2 separate regions of the Homo sapiens genome follow, and region 2 is linked to region 1. A link is an interaction called in ENCODE POLR2A ChIA-PET data of the cell type or tissue named here. Cell type or tissue: Panc1. All regions are shown on one strand. Links, peaks and the distances in the headings refer to the core of each region. The heading gives the core; the rest is flanking DNA.

Region 1 (5,382 bases), core at 90-5,089:
AATCCTCTCGCCTCATTCTCCCAAGTGGGTAGGACTCTAGGCACATGGAACCATGCCTGGCTAACATCCTCACCTGTTCTTTTCCTCATCTGTTTGTTTTGCACCATATTGTTTAGTACATGGTAGTTCACTACATACTGATTGAATAAAGGAACACTCTCAAATCAATTCTTAAAAATAAATGCTCCAATGGAAAAATGGAAGAGGATACAATTTAGAAATGAAGAAATATACACAACCAATAATTACTACATTATAAACTCTGTGAAGGAAAACACATGTCCATCTTCTTTATCATATTTCCAGTGCCTAGCATTGTTTTGGTATATAACAGATTCTTAATAAACAACTGATGAATAAATAAATGAACAAGAAAAATTGTTCAGCCTCACTAATTTAAACAATGACAACAAAAAACACCATTCCTACCTAACAAAATGAAATCGATTTCTTTTTAAACTGCACAAACTCAGTGCTGGCAAGGGTATGGAAATACTTAGGATTTAATGCCTTCTTTTAAGATCAAAAGCTCTAGCTGGGCACAGTGGCTATGCCTGTAATCCCAAGCCTTTGGGAGGCCGAGGGAGGAGGATTGCTTGAGGCCAGGAGTTCAAGATCAGACTAGGCAACATAGAAACACCCTGTCTCTACAAAAAATTAAGAAATAATTAGCTGGCTGTGGTGCTGTGCACCAGTTATACAGGAAGCTGAGGTGGGTGGATCCCTTGAAAGCCTCAGGTTATGATCATGCCACTGCACTCCAGCCTGGGTGACAGAGCAAGACCCTGTCTCAAAGAAAAAAAAAAGGATACAAAAACCACCAAAAGCTCCTTGAAGGCAAGGAGTGTAACTATTTTGTTTATTGTAATAAACTTTCTAAAGTCTAGCACATGGTGCTTAATAAATATTTGTTTACTGGATCAGTGAATGGAGAACAAATCAATATCAATCTCCTGGAGGGTACTTTGGCTCTCTAGCTGTAAAAACATTCATACCTTTTGACCTAATTATTCCATTTATAACAACGTAGCCTTAGAAAGAAAATCATGGGGCCAAGCACGGTGGCTCATGCCTGTAATCCCAGCACTTTGGGAGGCTGAGGTGAGTGGATCACCTGAGGTCAGGAGTTCAAGACCAGCCTGGCCAACATGGTGAAACCCTGTGTCTACAAAAAATACAAAAATTAGCCGGGCATGATGGCGGGTGCTTGTAATCCCAGCTATTCAAGAGGCTGAGGTGGGAGAATCTCTTGAACCCGGGAGGTGGTGGCTGCAGTCAGCCGAGATTGTGCCATTACACTCCGGCATGGAAGACAGAGTGAGACTCCGTCTCAAAAAAAAAAAAAAAAAAAAAAAAAAAAATCAGGCCAGGCACAGTGGCTCACACCTTTAATCCCAGCAGTTTGGGAGGCTGATGCGGGTGGATTGCTTGAGTTCAGGAGTCCAAGACCAGCCTCGGCAACATGGTGAAACCCTGTCTCTACAAAAATAAAAAAATAAAAAAATAAAAAGCCAGACGTGGTGGTGTGAGCCTGTAGTTCCAGCTACTCAGAAGGCTAAGGTGAGAGGATTGCTTGAGCCCAGGAGGTCGAGGCTGCAGTGAGCTGAGGTTGTGCCACTGCACTCCAGCCTGGGCGGTAGGGCGAGACACTGTCTTAAAAAAAAAAAAAAAAAAAAAAAAAAGAAAGAAAATCAAAGAAGCACACAAGAGAATACAAGAGAATATTCATTCTAATCATATAAAAAGTAACATTTAAAAATAAAACATTTGACAGTAAAGCACTGATTACTAAGCAACTACTAAAAGAATATTTTTAGAGAATATACAATGAAATAGGAAACTATGGAATGAAAAAAATAAAATATAAATATATAATGTGATCTAATATAGTAAAAAAGGTACTTATATATGGAAACATGCTAAAAGGAAATTGATCAAAATGTCAATAGCAATTATCGCTGAGTGGTAGAATTATAGCTGATTTTTATTTTCTTCTATCTACTTTCTTCAATGAGCACATAATTACTTTCTTAAACAAAATCCAAAACCAAAATCAACTGGAAAATAAGAAGACAAGGCTCAGTTTAAAAGAGAAAATTAGGCTGGGCGCGGTGGCTCACACCTGTAATCCCAGCACTTTGGGAGGCTGAGGTGGGCAGATCACCTGAGGTTGAGAGCTCGAGACCAGCCTGACCAACATGGAGAAACCCCATCTCTACTAAAAATGCAAAATTAGCTAGGCGTGGTGGCACATGCCTGTAATCCCTGCTACTCAGGAAGGCTGAGGCAGGAGAATCGCTTGAACCTGGGAGGCGGAGGTTGCGGTGAGCCAAGATTGTGCCATTGCACTCCAGCCTGGGTAACAGAGCAAAACTCCATCTCAAAAAAAAAAAAAAAGAAAAGAAAGAAAGAAAATTAAAAATTAAAAAAATCAAGAAACGTCTTTTTTTTTTTTTTTTTTTTTTGAGACTGAGTCTTACTCTGTCTCCCCAGATGGAGTGCAGTGGTGCACTCTCGGCTCACTGCAAGCTCCGCCTCCTGGGTTAAAGTGATTCTCATGCCTCAGCCTCCCGAGCTGGTATTACAGGTGCATGCCACCATGCCCGGCTAATTTTTGTATTTTTAATAGAGACGGGGTTTCACCATGTTGGCCAGGCTGGTCTTGAAGTCCTGACCTCAAGTGATCCACCTGCCTCGGCCTCCCAAAGTGTTGGGATTACGGGCATGAGCCAGCATGCCTGGGCAAGAACTGTCATTTTTTTAAAAAGGACATGGTTCTTACAAGTTCGCTTCTGCTAAACAGTGGTTCTCAAACTTGAATGTGTATTAGAATTACCTGAAAGGTTTGTGAACAGAAACTGCTGCCTCTGCCCCTCCCTCTTACTCAGTAGGTCTGGATGGGGCCCCAAAATTTGCATTTCTAACAAGTTCCACTTCGCTAAAAGACGGCAACATAGAAAGCCCATATGGTGTAATGAAAATGATGTGGGTTTTGAGGTCAGTCTTGGCTCTGCCCTTTTTAAGATGTTTTGTAGAAATAGTTGACAGACTCTAATCCTGCTCAGCCTCTGTTTCCACACCAATAAAAGTAATGCACACTTCATAGATGTATTGTGAGGGTTAAATGGTATGATTAAATACCCAACATAGTGCTTGACTCAGTTAAGGATTTTAATTAATGGTGGTCCCCTTTCCTTTGATTTCCTCAAAGATACAGCACACTGGGTTTATGGTAACATGATTTAGGTGTACCACAGGTCAAATCATTTCCTTCAAACTTAACAAACCATACATGTTCATCTGCTACTAACAAAATCTTCATTGTTCATCTATAAAATTGGGAATAATAGTGTAACAGTATTTTCTTTGATAAAATAGATAATACTGTCTACTTTGTAGGCAACCATGAAGATTAAATAAAATAATATCAGTCAGGCACGGTGGCTCACATCTGTAATCTCAGCACTTTGGGAGGCTGAGGTGGGAGGATCACCTGAGTCCAGGAGTTTGAGGTCAGCCTGGGCAACAAAGCAAGACCCCATCTCTATTTTTTATATAATTATTTTTTTTAAAAAGTGGCTGGGCGTGGTGGCTCATGCCTGTAATCCCAGCATTTTGGGAGGCCAAGGTGGGTGGATGGCCTGAGCTCAGGAGTTCAAGACCACCCTGGGCAACATGGTGAAACCCTGTCTCTACTAAAATACAAAAAATTAGCCAGGCATGGTGGCACACACCTGTAGTCCCCGCTACTCGGGAGGCTGAGGCACAAGAATCGCTGGAGCCTGGGAGGCAGAGGTTGCAGTGAGACGAGATCACGCCACTGCACTACAACTTGAGCTACAGAGTGAGACTCTGTCTCAAAAAATAAATAAATAAATAAATAAATAAATAAATAAAATAAAAATAAAACAATAAAACAATATATATATATTTTTTAAATTCCATAACTGGCATATGGAAGATACATAGTGTTAACTGAAGAATCCCAAGGTTTATAAATTTGGAGAGGGGAGCTTTACTTTTTATAAAGGGTTGCAGCCTGCAGGCTGGTGATCCTGACAGGCTGGGAAGTGTAGACTCTGGCAGAGACTGAAAGCAGGTATTTAGAGGGAGGAAAAAGTGGAACACAAATTTATGCCAAATGAGTTGGCTAAGAATACACACTTAAGTTACAGGAGCTTTGATTATTCACAAAGCGGGGGGCAGCACATGCATGCATAGTGAGCAAACATGCATGTTACATATGTCCTATGTTCTCTTTGGGGTGGAGATTTAACATTTAAATGCATTACAATTAGGTGAAGCAAAGGACATGAAGACACTCAGTGCACAGCCTCTGAAAACCAGCCAGAACCAGTCTGTGGTTGGTAGTCTCTTACTAGGATGTTACTGAAATCAGTCTCTTGTCCAATCAAAGAAATAGTTATGGTTTGTGGAACAGGGGTTGGGGGGATACAGTTAGTCAGCATCTAGTGGTCAGTGAGCTACAATTGATTCAATATTGCTTATCTCCAGGCCAGTGTCTATTTAGCTACCAGAGAAAAAGAAAAACCTTGTGGCAGTTAGAAGATGGTTTACTCTTCAAGTGTAGGGATGTGTGACTTAACCCTTGCCTGACACAGCCTTAGGTCTTGTTTATAATTTGGCATCTTATTGCCTCAAAGAGTCTGTTCCATCGGTCATATGATCACTATTGTAACAATAGTAAATGGCACTTTCTTTTCCCACTCCCTTTGACTATTTACCCATAGCATCTTCCACACCTAGTTCAAAATTCATCTAGGATACTTCAAATCAATCTTTCCACCTTAATCAGATAGCTCTGTTTTGTGTCACATTTAAAGTAAATTATTTACTTTAAGTACTGCTAAGAACACACTCTATGTAAACTATTATACTGGATGCCCAAGGAGATAAGTAGAAGATGGTTCTCTGGCTTTGAGGTGTTTGGTTGAGACAGCAATATACATTAAAAGTTGAACAGGAATGCAAAGCAGCATGGGACAAATTATACAGAAAGTGTGATAGTTTTGAGATTATAGTGGCTGATCTGTTCATTATTTTGTACTCAGGAACTAAAAAATTACTAAGAGTTGTAAGAGCTCTGGTTTTATAGCTGAGATAATAAGCCCAGTGACACAAGTGGTCTAGGATCCCAGCTATGAAGTGGCAAGAGGTTTCCTGTCTCCTGGTCCTATGCTGCTTGTGCGTGGGTTTCTAACTATTCACGAGTCTTTTAATCAGTTAATGTTTGCTCTCTCTAAGTAGACAGTTTAGTATAGCCAGGTAAGAACTGGGCTTTGAAACTAAAATGTTTGGGTTTGAATCCTGGCTTTGCTATTTACTGTGTGACTTTGGGCAAGTCACTAATCTCTTTGCTTT
Region 2 (5,382 bases), core at 230-5,229, 1.0 Mb before region 1:
CTGCCCCTCGTAATTGACACAAGAAATATATACATATATGAATATAGACTATATATATGAATTTAGACTATATATTCATATATTTTCATATGCATGGATTTATATATGAATATAGAGGATTTGAAGAATGTAACAATAAAAGCATCTTGATTTAATAGACGCATATATATCCTTTAAGCAGAATGCACATTCCTTTTAAATGGCCATGGGATAGTTACAACATGATAATTCACCAGGACTCGAGAAACCTCCTTGCCTTAACATCCTCCTCATACCTAATGCTGGTCGGCTGCCTACTGCCGCTACCAACGATGCCCACCAGGGGACGACGTTTCCTTTCTTTCCTTCCTCTGCAGAAACCGGTCCAAGCAGGATGCCTTCCTTTTTCTGACAGGCAGCCCCCAGCAGTACCATCACAAACCTTGGTCTCTTCTTGTCACCAGCAAAGGGATGAAGGATAAGTGGTGAGTCTCCTTACATTCAAGACCTTAGAATTCATTTGATTACTATGTCTGAGCAGCTATTGACATCTATTAATAATATCTAGTGCTCGCTGCTCAACTTCCTAAGAAGTCCTCATCTTTTGGGCATCCAGAGTGATGGCCCCAGTCCACCTGGGTCTGTTCTCCAGGCCAAGAGATCATGCAGAATAGTGTACAGGAGCCCGGGGCCCCAGAGCCACACTGTTTGGCGTGAACCCTGATTCAGGTTCATGAGCTCTGTGCCCTTGGGTAAGTCACTTAACGTCTCCAAGCCACAGTCTTCTCATCTGCAAAACAGGGAAATAATCAATATGGAAAAAAATCAGAATCTAGGGGAATAATTTTTGATGATTTAAGATTATTTTAATTTTGAATTTTTCAGTGGGGACACCATAACATTTTCCACTGATTCAGACCTCTAGACATTGGTTTCTACCATTTTTAAAATTAATGCATGCATACACACAAACACATGTGCACGCACACACACACACATAGACACACAACCGCACACATCCAAATATGCATGCACACACACACAGCCACACTCACATCATTGGCATCATTCTAAAATAAACTTAAAATTGATTATCTCAGTTTACATTGTTTTACCTGTTCAAAATATCCTGACTTCAGAGTTAGGAACAGGAGTGCTTCTCTAGAGGTGGGTCTTTGCTTTGTACAATCTCAGCATACAACAAAGATCATTTCTGGCCAACACAACTGCTCTGAACCTTTGGCGGTGCAGGGTTTGCATATCATTGGAGGCTCAATACTCTAGACATCGAAGAGTTTTACATCAAGCTAAACATTTTAAGTTAAATATATTCTATCTTCCTAGTTTTACAAATTCGTCATGAGCTAGAAAGCTAGGTTCAAATGTAGAGTTCAGACTTGCTGGAGCTCCCCAGAGGAAAATGGCAGTGTGAGGAGAGGACCATTATCCTCCTGTTCCCAATGCTGTGTCCATCCCGTGACACAGGTGGCCTTGTGAGCACACATGTGGACACCCAGAGTGCATGCCCAGGCTTCACCCATACCCCCAGGCAAATGGCTGCTTTCTGGACACCCTGTGAGTCCCTGGGAAAATGAACTCTGGGAAGAACCTGTGTGGACCCTAGAAGTAGGCTGCAGCTGTTTGGGCAGGGAATTTGGGGTCCTAGATCACCAGGGCACAGTGTAGCACCAGGTGAGCGTGTCTCCTTGGCCCCGCTCACTCCACCCTCATGAAAGGCGTGGCCAAAGAAAGGGTCAGGCAGGGCCCTCTGAGGCACAGGACCCAAGCCCCTTTTATTGGGGTCTAAGGTCAGTATCGCTTCCTGAAGTCCCAAGGAGAGGTCAGGAAACAGTAGTGACTCTCTGTGAAGTTCCTGAGAAGGCAGTGCAATATCCTCATTCCCATTCATTAAAAAACAAAACCTGACCACAGGCTTGGGTGGGAAATGTTTTGTTATAAACAAGGCAAGACAAACGCTTGCCAAGATTTGTCTAAGACAGCTGGTTGATTTGTCAGGTTAACGAGGGCTGGAAAAAGTAAAGCCTCCTTTTGCCTTCACTGGGGTCTAAAGGCTGCAAGAATTTCCTCACGGTGATACTGACATGCAGTGACACCAGGAACCCTCTCATGGTGTTAAAATCTTAATGGTGAGCCGTAGCAATGCTCTCCCTCCCATTCTTGGGCACTGGAGCATGATACACACAGGCAGGAAGTGCGCTGGCCTGTTGTTGGGTCACTGTCATTCTGGCTTTCTCCCTTGTAGGGCTAGAAAACTAACTTTATCAGATCACCCAGAGGTGATCCGGCTCAGGATGACAACTTATTTGCCACAGATTGCACTTTTGGGTGGCTACTTCCTCAATGCATTTAGGGAGGCACCTTCATCGTATCTGTTAGCCATCTCCCAAACACTGCCACTCCTGAGAGTATACCATAGGTCTCGAATCCCAGCCTCTGTGCGACAATTCTCATCACTGTCACTAGAGGCAGCAGCATTTGCTGACCTGGCCTTTTGCTCTAGGCTTTATCCTAGCTGTATTGTCTATAAATATCACCCATAACCCATGAGCCAGCTTGCGGGGCATATGGGATCATGTCTCTTACTTTCTTTCCACTCACTGTTCGGGCTCCACACAGCCATAGTGACAGAACAGCTAGCACTTCCCTCTTGAGGCCTCCCCCAGACGCACCTAGAGTTGTCCTAATGCCCAGGGGGTGACTGAGTCCAAAACCCAGCTCACAGGCTTCGTGGCTCCTGTCACCCCAGGGCGCTATCCCAACATCATGGTGCTGTCTCCTCTCTCAGCCCCCAGCTGTCCTTGAGGGAGACAAGACCTAGTGGCTGTTTTCCTGGATGAGAAGGCAAGCTCCTCTGAGGTGCAGGATGCTCTTCTTCCTCCTTGTCACTCCAGGACCTAGCAAGGCACCTTGGCTTATGCAGGGTAGAGGCTCAGACATTTATAGAACTAATTCAGAGCTATAGAACATTAGAGCTGGAAGAAGTTGTTGAGATCACATAGTTTACTGCTCCTCCTCCATTCTACAGATGAGGAGACTGAAGCACAGAGGTGAAGCAGCTTGCCCAACGTCACACTGCTGCTTAGTGATAGAGGCAGTGCTAGACCCCGGGGCTCCTGAATGTTACTGTTGGAGGCTCTTAACCCACTGGGATCAAGAAGGTGTCAAGAGCTAGACTCTCCCTCCAGGAGAATGAACACAGACACAAAACCTTGCATATATGCTTCCGGGTAAAGAACCTGCCTGCATTTTGGTACCACTACGTGCTGGCCTGTCCTGGGCATGTTATATCATGAGAAGGCAGGTAAGTGGGGCTCTGGAGCCAGGCTGCTTGGGTTCAAGTCCCAGCTCTGCCACTGCTAGCTGTGTGATTATTTAATGCCCTCACCTGTGGGAGGCTCAAGGCTGTAATCCCGGCACTTTGAGAGACCAAGGCAGGCGGATCACCTGAGGTCAGGAGTTTGAGACCAGCTTGGCCAACATGGCAAAACCCCGTCTCTACTAAAAATACAAAAATTAGCTGGGCATGGTGGCAGGCACCTGTAGTCCCACCTACTCGGGAGGCTGAGGCAAGAGAACCACTTGAACATGGGAGGTGAAGGCTATAGTGAGCCAAAATCACACCACTGCACTCCAGCCTGGGCGACACAGCGAGATTCTGCCTCAAAAAATCAAAACAAAACGAAACAAACAAACAAAAAAACCAATCGTGATGCGCAGCTCTTTGGGTTATTGTAAACATGAAACAATTTGATCTGTTTAAAGCTCCTAGGCTGGGCGTGGTGACCTGTAATCTCAGCATTTTGGGAGGCCAAAGTGGGAGGATTGCTTGAGCCCAGGAATTTGAGAAAGCCTGGGCAACATGGTGAAACCCCGTCTCTACAAAAAAAAAATTAGCTGGGCATGATGGCGTGCACCTGTGGTTCCAGCTACTCAGGAGGCTGATGTGGGAGGATGACCTGAGCCTGGGAGGTCAAGTCTGCAGTGAGCCAAGATCACACTACTGCACTCCAGCCTGGGGTACAGAGCAAGACCCTGTCTAAAATAAATAAATAAAGCTCCTAGAACCCAGCAGGACATGGAAGAAGCTCTGTGTCAGCTGTCAATATTATTATAACCACCAAGTGAGTCCCTAAATGAAGAACAACAAGCAGCCACAATTTGAAATAAGAAAAGGATGTTGAAATCCTGTGATGAATGTTTGATTTCATCTCCTCAAGTTTATACTCCAGCCCTGGAAGCCAATCACAAAACAATGACTATCTTTTGAGGAAATCTTGCTTTATGTCTTAAATTCTCACTAGCGACATAGAATATTCAATAGACAGTGGTTTCTTTTGCAGAAAGTTGAACAAAAAGCTTAAAAATAACGCGTATCTCTGTCTTCAGGGAATTGGCTCAGGCCCAGTCATTTATGTTTGGTGAATTGGCAGCACCCTCCCAGCCTTGCTGTCCTGCCACGAGGCCTCCCGGGGGCGCTCTTCTCACACAGGAATCATCTAGGTTTTCTAAATTCTTCTACGTTCTTGCCTCAAATCCTTCTAGATTTAGCCTGGACCACATAGCGAGACCCTGTCTCTTAAAAAAAAATTTTTTTTCTTTTTCTTTTTTTTTTTTTAGTTAGCCAGGCGCGGTGGCCTGCACCTGTAGCTACTCGGAGGCAGTAGCTACTCGGAGGCAGGAAGATCACTTGAACCCAGGAGGTCAAGACCAGCCTGGCCAACATGGCAAAACCAGATTTCTACAAAAAATACAAAAATTAGCTGGGCTTGGTGGTGCATGCCTGTAGTCCCAGCTACTTGGGAGGCTGAGGTGGTGGGAGGGCCGCTTGAGCCAGGTAGGTCAAGGTTGCAGTAAGCCAAGATCGTGCCACTGCACTCCAGCCTGGGGAACAGAGTGAAACCTTATCTCAAAAAAAAAAAAGAGAGAAAAAAAAATCCTTCAAGATTGCCCATTCCTCACTGGGCACGCCACTCATTCAACACGACTTGCAAGGATACCTTTTGGATCTGGCCCTAACTATGCCTCCAGGCTCACCTGCTGGACTTGAGGACACCATCCCGTGTCCTGACCATCCTGTGTTCCTGTGCCCGCCTCACCTACTCCTCACCTGGCCCTTCAGTGCAAGTGTGGTCTCCCATGGCTCACTACCAGAAGTGGGGGGATCTCACCATCCTCCACCCAGTGTAACCATGGTGCTCAGCCCGGTGCCCAGCAAACCTGCTTAGGGGGAGAAAGCTCTGAAACCACAGGCACTCTGAGGGGCTGCCTTTCCTGGTGCAGAGGGCACAAGGCCCTGGAGGGCTTTCTCTCCTGGCTGGTCATTCACAGGTACTAGAGCAAGGATCAGGCTATGGTGCTGTGGAATCTTGATGGCATTAATTT

What was found. Peaks named below come from ENCODE experiments on the same cell type or tissue, not always from the same donor. Only the 100,000 strongest peaks of a DNase experiment are listed, where the experiment ranks them.
Region 2: POLR2A ChIA-PET joins it to region 1 with 7 read pairs; 1 of 35 experiments calls an interaction of 5 or more read pairs at or near these places.

What each region holds. Positions count from the first base shown.
Region 1 is chr2:69,645,904-69,651,285 of GRCh38, reverse strand. It overlaps a transcript of ANXA4 not described here. Among named protein-coding and RNA genes, the nearest start is that of AAK1, 4.9 kb to the right of the region's middle. In Panc1, for the core only: no CTCF peak of the experiment used is centred there; no DNase peak of the experiment used is centred there; H3K27ac peaks cover 2,873 bases.
Region 2 is chr2:70,643,005-70,648,386 of GRCh38, reverse strand. No RefSeq gene overlaps it. Among named protein-coding and RNA genes, the nearest start is that of TGFA, 92 kb to the right of the region's middle. In Panc1, for the core only: CTCF peaks have their summits at 317 (motif pointing right), 2,466, 4,255 and 4,463 (motif pointing right); DNase peaks (open chromatin) are centred at 316 and 2,471.